2 separate regions of the Homo sapiens genome follow, and region 1 is linked to region 2. Evidence: chromatin loops called from intact Hi-C (ENCODE). Cell type or tissue: GM12878. All regions are shown on one strand. Region 1 overlaps COQ2 (coenzyme Q2, polyprenyltransferase). Region 2 overlaps LOC124900167 (a long non-coding RNA gene).

Evidence for each region. Hi-C counts contacts between places; a loop is a spot of excess contacts. Peaks named below come from ENCODE experiments on the same cell type or tissue, not always from the same donor. Only the 100,000 strongest peaks of a DNase experiment are listed, where the experiment ranks them.
Region 1: a loop joins it to region 2, with 3 times the contacts of the local background. A loop is called at or near these places in 1 of 110 quality-filtered maps.

What each region holds. Positions count from the first base shown.
Region 1 is chr4:83,270,714-83,275,713 of GRCh38, forward strand. It overlaps COQ2 (coenzyme Q2, polyprenyltransferase), which reads right to left. Exons shown (of 7, transcript NM_001358921.2): 3 at 2,783-2,904; 4 at 1,374-1,459. Among named protein-coding and RNA genes, the nearest start is that of COQ2, 12 kb to the right of the region's middle. In GM12878, no CTCF peak of the experiment used is centred here; a DNase peak (open chromatin) is centred at 2,348; H3K27ac peaks cover 2,604 bases.
Region 2 is chr4:83,172,755-83,177,754 of GRCh38, forward strand. All of the region lies in intron 4 of LOC124900167 (a long non-coding RNA gene), which reads right to left. Among named protein-coding and RNA genes, the nearest start is that of PLAC8, 61 kb to the left of the region's middle. RefSeq lists an enhancer at 2,134-2,183. In GM12878, no CTCF peak of the experiment used is centred here; DNase peaks (open chromatin) are centred at 2,277 and 2,567; H3K4me3 peaks cover 1,629 bases; H3K27ac peaks cover 4,645 bases.

The DNA of each region.
Region 1 (5,000 bases), 98 kb after region 2:
CTCCTGCCTGACACGTTGTACTGCAATGACCTGTTTATCTGTCATCTCCATCTCCAACTCCTTAAAGATGGTCAGGGTGTTTTAGTCATTTTTATTTTCCCAGTACCTGCTGCAATTCCTAGCACGAAGTAAATGTAGGGGTTCAGTAAATGTTTGGAGTAAATATACCAGCTTCTTAATATTATCTTATAGATAGGAAATGCTTATATTGAGAATATAATTTCAAATTTAATAAAGAGAACATTCAATGAGAGGATCTTAGAAAAAGATAAATATTCTACCACAACTTTCCCACAAATCAGGCTCACATCAATTTCTTGAGTTGCTTTTAGTTCTTTCATTTACTGAAAAAAATGATTCAAAGAACTAGAATCATTCTAGGAATAGAATAGAAAAGTCTGGGAATAGATATTTTTGCAGCAGATTCTGATACCTGCTTACCTAACTATGTTTCTTTCTTTTCACCAACAAGTATGTATTCAATACCTACACCGCACCAAGTGCTATGCTAAATGCTGGGCCACAATTTATTAACTGGAGACCATAGGAGGCTCTCAACGTATTCTTGGTTGAATTAATGCTGCTGAAATAAGTAAGTGCCGGATTAGAATCCTATGGTAGCCCAGAAGAGACTGTCTAACTTCTTCCTGAGAGGCTTCACAGAATACGAGCTGTCTAAGCTATCACATACACTTTAACCCTTGTTTTCCTGCCACAGAGTGCTTCCTACCCCATCCCCCAAATTCTTCAGGGCATCTAGATCAAACATTTTTTCATGACATACCTAGATTTTTAAAAAAGCATTTCAGAAAGCAATGGCCAGGCGTGATGGCACACATCTATAATCCCAGCACTTTGGGAAGCCAAGGCAGGCAGATCGCTTGAGCTCAGGGGTTTGAGACCAGCCTGGGCAACATGGCGAAACCCTGTCTCTACAAGAAATACAAAAATTAGCCAGGCAGGGTTGTCAATGCCTGTAATCCTAGCTACTCAAGAGGCTGAGGTGGGAGGATCACTTGAGCCTGGGAGGTCAAGGCTGCAGTAAGCTGAGATGGTGCCACTGCACTCCAGCCTGAGCAACAGATCAAGACCCTGTCTCAGAGAAGAGGGGAGAGGAGAGTGTAGGGGAGGGGAGCAGTGGGGGAGAGAGGAGAGGAAAAAATAATGATGATGATGATAACCCTAATAAATATGCAATATTTCTGAACTAATAAAAATAGCTAACTGCTCTCCTTTAAAGTACGAAAATCTACTATTGGTTAGGAAAATTACATGACTGATTTGTCATTTCATCTTTACCTATTTACCTATCTCTCCATAAAAGTGTAGTTTGCAAATATCAAAGGAAATACTTTTAGTTATTGTAAGCTCACCCAAGGCTAGTTGAGGCCAGTATGAAATTCTTTTCATTAGTGGGTAGGTGATGACAAGAAGTAAGGATCCTGCTCCCAGAGCTATACTGAAAAGAGGAAAAACCATTAAAGTGATTATTACCACTACCTCTTAGAAACCACGAAATACTTTAAGACAATGACATAAGTAATACTAATTGGAAAATATATTTTATCTTAAATTATATTTTATGTAAGTTATCTTCCTAGCCTTCGACTTTCCCTATTATAAAGGATGAGTAGAAAACTACTTTAAATGTTATAAAACAATCAAACAAAATAATAGCTAACACATACAGTACTATCATGTATTAAGCACTATTCTAAGTGAATCACACTTGTTAATTCATTATAATCTTCACAATGACTCCAAAAGGCAGGTATTATAATATAAAGTTTTATTCTCTTCCTTTTTTGCAGATGGGAAAACTGAAGCACAAAGAAATTAAGTAGTTTGCTAATTGTCATATAGCTAGTCATAGAAGAGCCTAGATTCAAACCTAAGGCAGTCTGGCTCCAGAGTCCAACCTATCAACCACCAAATGTTAACTACCAAATGTTACTGCCTCTCTGAACTGTTTGCAAACATTAAGGCATCTAATAAACTAAGATGTCCTAACTAATAATTAGAGTCAAGATATCCCTCCTTATATATATGATGCAGTGTTACTTTTCTAGAAAAAAGGAAACACCTATGAAAATGTGATAAAATAAGACGTTCTTAGGACCTCAAAGTTTATCTAACACTACCCCTTCCAGAAATAACCTTCCAAAGGTATTGTCATGTAATTGATGCTATCAGGGCAAGGCACGCAATTAAGTCTAGTCTCCATAAAGTAACTTTTTGTCTTTCTTCTCTCGCATTGAAGCACTTTGTAAACCGCAATCTGATACACAAAAGTTTCGTTTTGTCTTGTTTAAGAGATACAGGAATGAGTCCTCCCACTTCTTTCTTCAGTCATTGATTAGTAACACCACCCTGGGAAAGACATAGTTCCTCTTTTTGCAAAATGAATATAATCACTTCTGCTTTAAGTCTACTTTAGAGATACTGTCAACATAAATAAAATTATATATGTGTGGGTGTATACACACACATCCATGCACGCACTTAGAAAACCTATGAAATTGCCTTGTGTCCCTTAGGGAATGTAGTACAAATACTGAAGGTGGTTCAAAACAAATTAAATGTTCATTTCTTAACTCCTTTGGCTGAAAGCATTCTTGAAGCAGATTTAAAAATGTGTGGTGAGTTACTTACACTTGCTAACTTACAGATGCTTAATAAGTAGCAAATGAACAACTTTGTGATAAAGATATTTCATTTTATTCCTATTTTCTCCATTTCAAAGGAGAGATTTTATACATGATGTGGAAAACGTTTAATATACCTGTAGTAATTTAGACACAGAAGAACACCCAGTGCCAGGGTTAGCTGTCCCCCAAGAAAAACAAAGGACTGAAAAGTTGAAATGTCTCCAGCGGCTATTGGACGATTGGCTGTTCTTGTAACCTTAAAACATAAAAACAGATACCTTAGCTTCATGTAATGACTCAATCATTTATTTAAACATTTAATGAAGAGACTGGCCCATGGTAGGCACAAATATGAATGAAGAGAGAAATCAACATTTTAAGTACTGTCAGAAATCAAAACTTCACATTTAAAATAGCTTTGAAAAGAACTAAAAATTCCCATCACTCATTCTCTTTTCTCCCATCCCCATCTCTAAACAAACAAAACAAAGGAACTTCCTGGCTGGGTGCAGTGGCTCAAGCCTGTAATCCCAGCACTTTGGGAGGCTGAGGTGGGAGGACTGTTTGAGGCCATGAGTTCAAGACCAGACTAGGCAACATAAGGAGGCGCTGTCTCTACAAAAAAAAAAAAAAAAAAAAAAAAAATTAGCCAGGTATGGTGATGTGTGCCTGTAGCCCCAGCTATTGGGGAGGCTGAGGTAGGAGGATTGCTTGAGCCTAGGAGGTTGAAGCTGCAGTGAGTCATGATTGCACCAAGCTCTCCAGCATGGGTGACACAGCAACCCTGTGTCAAATAAATAAATAAATAAAAAACAAAGCAACTTCCTTATCAGCTATTTAGCTATAACATGTTCAATTTCCACAGAGAAAGCCTAAAATATTTACGAAGTGGCACAATCTCAGCTCACTGCAACCTCTGCCTCCCGGGTTCAAGTGATTCTCCTGTCTCAGCCTCCCAAGTAGCTGGGATTACAGGCATCCACCACCACCCCTGGCTAATTTTTTGTATTTTTAGTAAAGACAAGGTTTTACCATATTGGCCAAGCTGGTTTCGAACTCCTGACCTCAAGTGATCCACCTGCCTTGGCTTCCCAAAGTGGCAGGATTATAAGCGTGAGCCACGGTGCCCAGCCCTTTTAATCTTCTTAACGGGGTCCTTAACAGATAAAAATTTGTTGATGTGCAAATTCAATTTTTCCTATTATGGGTTGTGCTTTTCGTATTTCTCACAGCTTTCAAGATTTTAAAATTTTCTTTAGTTTTCAGAAGTTTGACTATAATGTATTAAGGTGAGGATTCTGTGTGTTTATCGTGTCTGGAGGTTGCTCACCTTCTTAAATATGTAGGTTTATGTCTTTTGCTAAATTTGGGGCTTTTACAGCCAATATTTCTTCAATCATTTTTCAGCCCCAACCCCTTTCTCCTGTTTTTCCAAGACTCATGAAACAAATATTAGATCATTTGTTATAGTTCAAAGGTCTTCAATTTTTCAGTCTATTTTCTGTTTTCCAGATGGTGTCATTTCTATTATTCTATCTCCAGTTCACTGATTCCTTCCTCTGTCCCCTCCATTCTGCTGTTGGGCCCATCCACTGAATTATTATTACAATTATTATATCTTTCACTTCTAAAATTTCCATTTGGTTCTCCTTTATATTTTCTATTTCTTGGCTGAGAGGTGGTATTTTTCATTTGTTTCAAGAATGTTTGTAATTGCTCACTGAAGCATATTTATGATTGCTGCTTTAAAAATCTTTCTAAGAAATCCTAACATCTCTGCTATCTCAGTGTTGTTCATCTGCTGATTGTCTTTTTTTCACTCAAGTTGAGATTTTCCTAGTTTTTGGTATGACAAATGATTCTTAACTGAAATCTGGACATTTAAGTATTATGTCATGAGACTATGAATCTTATTTAAACCTTTTATTTCAGTTGACTTTTTTTGACACTGCTCTGGCAAAAGAAGGGGGTGGGAGATGCTGCCTAATTGCTACCAGCTGGGGTTACAAGCTCACGTTCCCAACCTGGTTTCCACTGGCCCCTGCCAAGTAGGCTTTTTTTTTTTTAATTATTTTTTATTTTTTTCCTATCTGTGCCCAATGACATTTCCAGATTTCTGGCTTCTTCAGTTCCAAGTCTGGGATATATGAAGAAAAACAAAATCTAGGAAATTCTTTGGGTCCTGAGGTCCCTAGCCAGTCTGCCACCTTTTCTCCACAGTCCTCTTATGTTTGTTTTATGTATAATCTCCAGGTGTTTTAGACATACTTAGTGGAAAGAATAGGGAAAATACATCTATTCCATCTTCCTGGAAGCAGAAGTCAAAATCTATGTAATTAGTTTTAACTCTAG
Region 2 (5,000 bases):
ATTTTTTGTATTTTTAGTAGAGACAGGGTTTCACCATGTTGGCCAGACTGGTCTTGAACTCCCAAACTCAGGTGATCCGCCTGCCTTGGCCTCTCAAAGTGCTGGGATTACAGGAGTGAGCCACCATGCTTGGCTCTTCTATTTTGAAGTTCAATACTTGGAAAACTTAAGCAGCTATGTCAGGCTCAAGGTCAGGTGAGCTATAGTCAACGTCTGTGCTCTTCCATTCTACCAAGTCCCCTGTCTTTTGGAAGGTGCCGAGACCAGCTCAGTTGGGGAGACCCTAACCCAATGGTGCTAGAGGAATTAAAGACACACACACAGAAATATAGAGGTGTGAAGTGGGAAATCAGGGGTCTCACAGCCTTCAGAGCTGAGAGCCCTGAACAGAGATTTACCCACATATTTATTAACAGCAAGCCAGTCATTAGCATTGTTTCTATAGATGTTAAATTAACTAAAAGTATCCCCTATGGGAAACGAAGGGATGGGCCAAATCAAAGGAATAGGTTGGGCTAGTTAACTGCAGCAGGAGCATGTCCTTAAGACACAGATTGCTCACGCTATTGTTTGTGGCTTAAGAATGTCTTTAAGCAGTTTTCCACCCTGGGCGGGCCGGGTGTTCCTTGCCCTCATCCCGTAAACATACAACCTTCCAGCTTGGGTGTTAGGGCCATTATGAACATGTTACAGTGCTGCAGAGATTTTGTATATGGCTAGTTTTGGGGCCAGCTTATGGCCAGATTTTGGGGGGCTTGCTCCTAACTGGAAGTTTTATTCTCAGCAGTTACTATTTATTGACTCCCTGGGGTCTTGCGCTGGGCTCTGTTTTTCTGAGCCAATCTGAGCTATCCAGATGGGATCAGGTAAAACAGCTGAGTAAGTCTCTCCTTGGCGTTCCAGGGCTCTTAATTCCCCCTATTTCCAGCCCCTCCTTTGCCCTCTGTATGCCTCCTTCTGGCATTCAGCCACCTACCAAATAATTCCATGGGTCGCATCAACCCACCAGCCCCTCATTAGAGATTAACCTAATTTCTGGAACAAGAAAGTAAAATAAAGTCAGTGGAAAAGGCCCTACTTTTTGTCACCTGTGTTAGGCCATAGCCAGGGAAAGGATCCCTTCCTCTTTATACATTGAAAGTGGAGAAAGGTTAGTTTCATACCAGTAGTTGGCTTCTGGACTCCTACATCTCCTGCAGCCTCCCAGATCCCTTCAGATCTGTTCCTTTCAAGGACCTCCCTTGTTCTTGAGCTTCTCCAGAAGCCAGAAACCCCACAGTAAGCCCTTTAGTCCTGCAACTGAGTGTGTATTTAGGGCCAATTCCCTCCCCTACTCCCACAGAACCTCTGGGTCTCCCAGAATTCATAAGTCTCTGCATCAGGATAAGATTCTGCCTCATCTACCAATGGTGTCATTTCTGAAATTTTAGCCAAAAGAATGAAAACTCTCAGTTATAAGGAAATTAAAAAATGATTATGTGTAGTTGAAGATATGGCATTTCCTAATTTAAGCTACACAATTTATATAAACAAAGTGTACTCCAAAACATTTTTCTTCATGTTAAAAATGGTGCTCATGCTTGATAATGCTTAAATTAGGAGTCCTCTCAGGAGTATTTGTGTTTTTCATAGCACAAGACTTGGAAAGTTTCTGACACTGGCAAAGTTTAGTTATCCTCCTTTCATCAAGCAAGTCAAAGGGACTTGGCTCACTAAAACATTTGTGAGGGGAAGAGATAAAAAGCAGAGGGTAAACTGGGTCTATCGATGCCTCCATTGTCTTCCATCATTAACCTCTCCAGTAACCTAATTTATTAAGCTTCTTCTCTACTTTTGTCCTATAATTTATTAAACTGGTGTCAGGCATACATGGTTCTAGAGGAAGACTGCCCTTTCACACCCAGACCCTCTATGCGTGCCCTCTGAAGCTCTTCACAATGTGACCTACCCTATTTCTTCAGTCCTTTTGATTTCTACTTCCATAAGTTATCCCATCACTACTCAGCAAGCAGCCCCTCTATATCTATTCCTGCTGTCAGTTACCGTCTCCTGTCTTCCTCTTTACCTGTTAACATCCCATCCCTAGTGCCCATCCACCAGGAAGCCATTTCTAACCTTCCATGTTGGATTTGCCTTTCCCTCCTCTGAACTTGCAAACCCCTTTCCAGATGTGGTGGAGAACCCTCTGGTCTGGCGCTCAGGACACTAGGATATCATTACAGCACTGATACTTGGCTCCCTCTGTGCTTTTTCTCTAAATGACAATGATACTATTTTCACTTCCTCCTTCCCACGGTTATTAAAAATATACAGGAATCTATACTAATAGCAGACATGAGATTTATATACGTGTATTCTGAGCATGTACACCTTTTCTTTTGACTTATTTGTAGGTTTTTTTTGAGGACAGGTAACTGGACCTCAGTCATCTTTGTGTCCCCCAAAGATAATGGCCTACACATAGCCTAGAAAATAGTAGGTGCTCAATACAATTGTATTTATTTATACCAGTGGTTTTCAACCATGGGTGATTTGCACCTCCCATCCGCCCTGCCCCACCCAACCACCACCTGCCTGAGACATATGGCAATGTCTAGTAACAGTTTTAGTTTCTACAATTCAGGGAGATGGCAGAGAATTGCTACTGGCATCTAGTGGGTAGAGGCCAGGGAAGCCGCTAAGCATCCTACAATGCACAGGACAGGCCCTGCCTTCCCTAACTTTCAACAAGAAGTTATTCGGCCCAATGGTGGCAAGGCTGAGAAACTCTGATTTATACCCTTGATCTTAAGGAGATTTGAGCCATTTACAAACTCACATATGCAATAAGATACCAAATGCAAAATGAAGAAATCAGGCACAGGAAAAATAAAGCCTAGAGCAGCTTTAGTGCGTGCTTTAAGGTTCCTATACAATGCTAGACATCACTGCACATTAGACCCTGAGCTTCTGATCAGGCAAAGCAAAGAGGGAACACAAATATTTAGGAGATTGGCCATGTCCATAAAAGACAAACAAATTAAAACCTAGAGAAATTTCTCGTCAAAATGGAGGTGATGCATGAAAAAGAGTGATCTAAGCCTTTAACAGTAGTTCTATAATAACTAGAACAGACATTTCCTAATGTAGGCTTAAAGAGTATGGAGGGATTACAGTATGAGCACTGAAAGTAACGTATGAGAAGCTAAAATGATCCCATCCAAGTACTTATCTGTCTGATAATCTGAGATAATTCAAGATTAAAAATCAGATTTTTAAAGACTTTTTTGATACAGAGTCTTGCTCTGTGATCCAGGCTGGAGTGCAGTGGTGCCATCTCAGCTCACTGCAAACTCCACCTCCTGGGTTCAAGCAATTCTCGTGCCTCAGCCTCCCGAGTGGCTGGAATTACAGGCGTGTGCCACCATGCCTGGCTAATTTTTGTATTTTTAGTAGAGAATGGATTTCACTATGTTGGCCAGGCTGCTCTCCAACAGCTGGCCTCAAATGATCCGCCTGCCTCGGCCTCCCAAAGTGCTGGGATTACAGGTGTGAGCCACAGAACTTGGCCTAAAGATTGTTTAGAGGAGTACAAGGGGGCATGTTCCTTGATAATTCTTCATAAATAGCATTTTTGCCAGCTATTTATGAGGTTTAGTAAGAACTGGGCAGTGGTGAGACTGAGTTAAAAGTCTGGCAAGACCTTGAGTTCAGATTCCCAGCTCAAGCTGCTTATCCATGAGAAGAGGTATGCAGATGGAAAGGTATATAACGTATTGCATTGTTATAAAAATTAAGGAATGGAGTGGGGACACACAGCTGAATAGAAGACCACCCTAGTGTAGCATGGAAGTGAGCTTAAGTCATCTACCTACAGGAAAGTTTGTTTCCCTCAGAAACCACCTCTGGGGCTGCTTCAGCAAGTGACCACATGGCTGATAAAAGTCCCCAAGTTCTGTACCATAGAGCCTGGAAAACTTTTGTAGTAGGTATTACCACCTTCTCCCATGGTAATAAAAGAATGTAACAATACACCTACAGAGTCAAATTTTAAGTACAGAAAGTCCCTCAACTTATATGGGGTGATGTCCAGATAAACTTATTATAAGTAAACAAAATTATTAAGTTGAAAATGCATTTAGTTCAGATAAATTCATCATGAAGTTGGAAAATTGTAAGTGGAATTATTGTAAGTTAGGGACTGTCTGTAATGTAACTTCCTAGTCAATGCTGTAAAGATAAAAGAATTGCAATATGGAACCTTAGATATTATAATAAGTTGATCTTCTAAAAATACTAATTGGCCCTATTCTGCTTCTGAACCATTTGATCTGGTTGTAGAGATTGAGTGAGTGATCTGGAATTGGTATTTTTAAGGCTTCCCAGGTAATTACAAAGTGCAGCCAGGGTTGAGAATCACCACATTAAAGGAAATGATGATTTTTGAGTATTGAATTAGTCCAACTTGAGTCTTTTATACAATAATAAAATACATTTCCTCTCAACTTCAAACTTCATGTACCACTTAAATTTTCTCCCCAAACACGTATAATTTAAAAAAATTAAGCCAAGGGGAACACTCATTCTATGGCATAGAATGAGGTGTTGCTTGGTTCTAAAAATGAATGAATGAATGAATGAATGAATGAATAATATGCTCAATGAAGAAAATCTGAGAATTACCAAAATATCAAAACAAAAAACCTCTAGCAATTCCACCATACAAAGCTTAACTACTTGTGACATTTTCAATGTATGTCTTTCCATTTAATCCATTAAAACAGTAATTAGTGTGTAGGACCAGTTTTTAATGAGGATATTCCCAATTGAGGCAATAAAACCATTTCTCCTGCAATGTGGAGAAGGCTGCTTTCCTTTCTGTTTGTTTTACATGGAGAGCAAGCATTCATCTCTTTTAAAACTGGTATCCAATTATGCTGTAGCTCAGAATTACCTAATTAGTTGAGATGCCCCCACCATGACTCTTGAGTTTGTGTGACAGGGTAGAGTCTGTCTAAGAA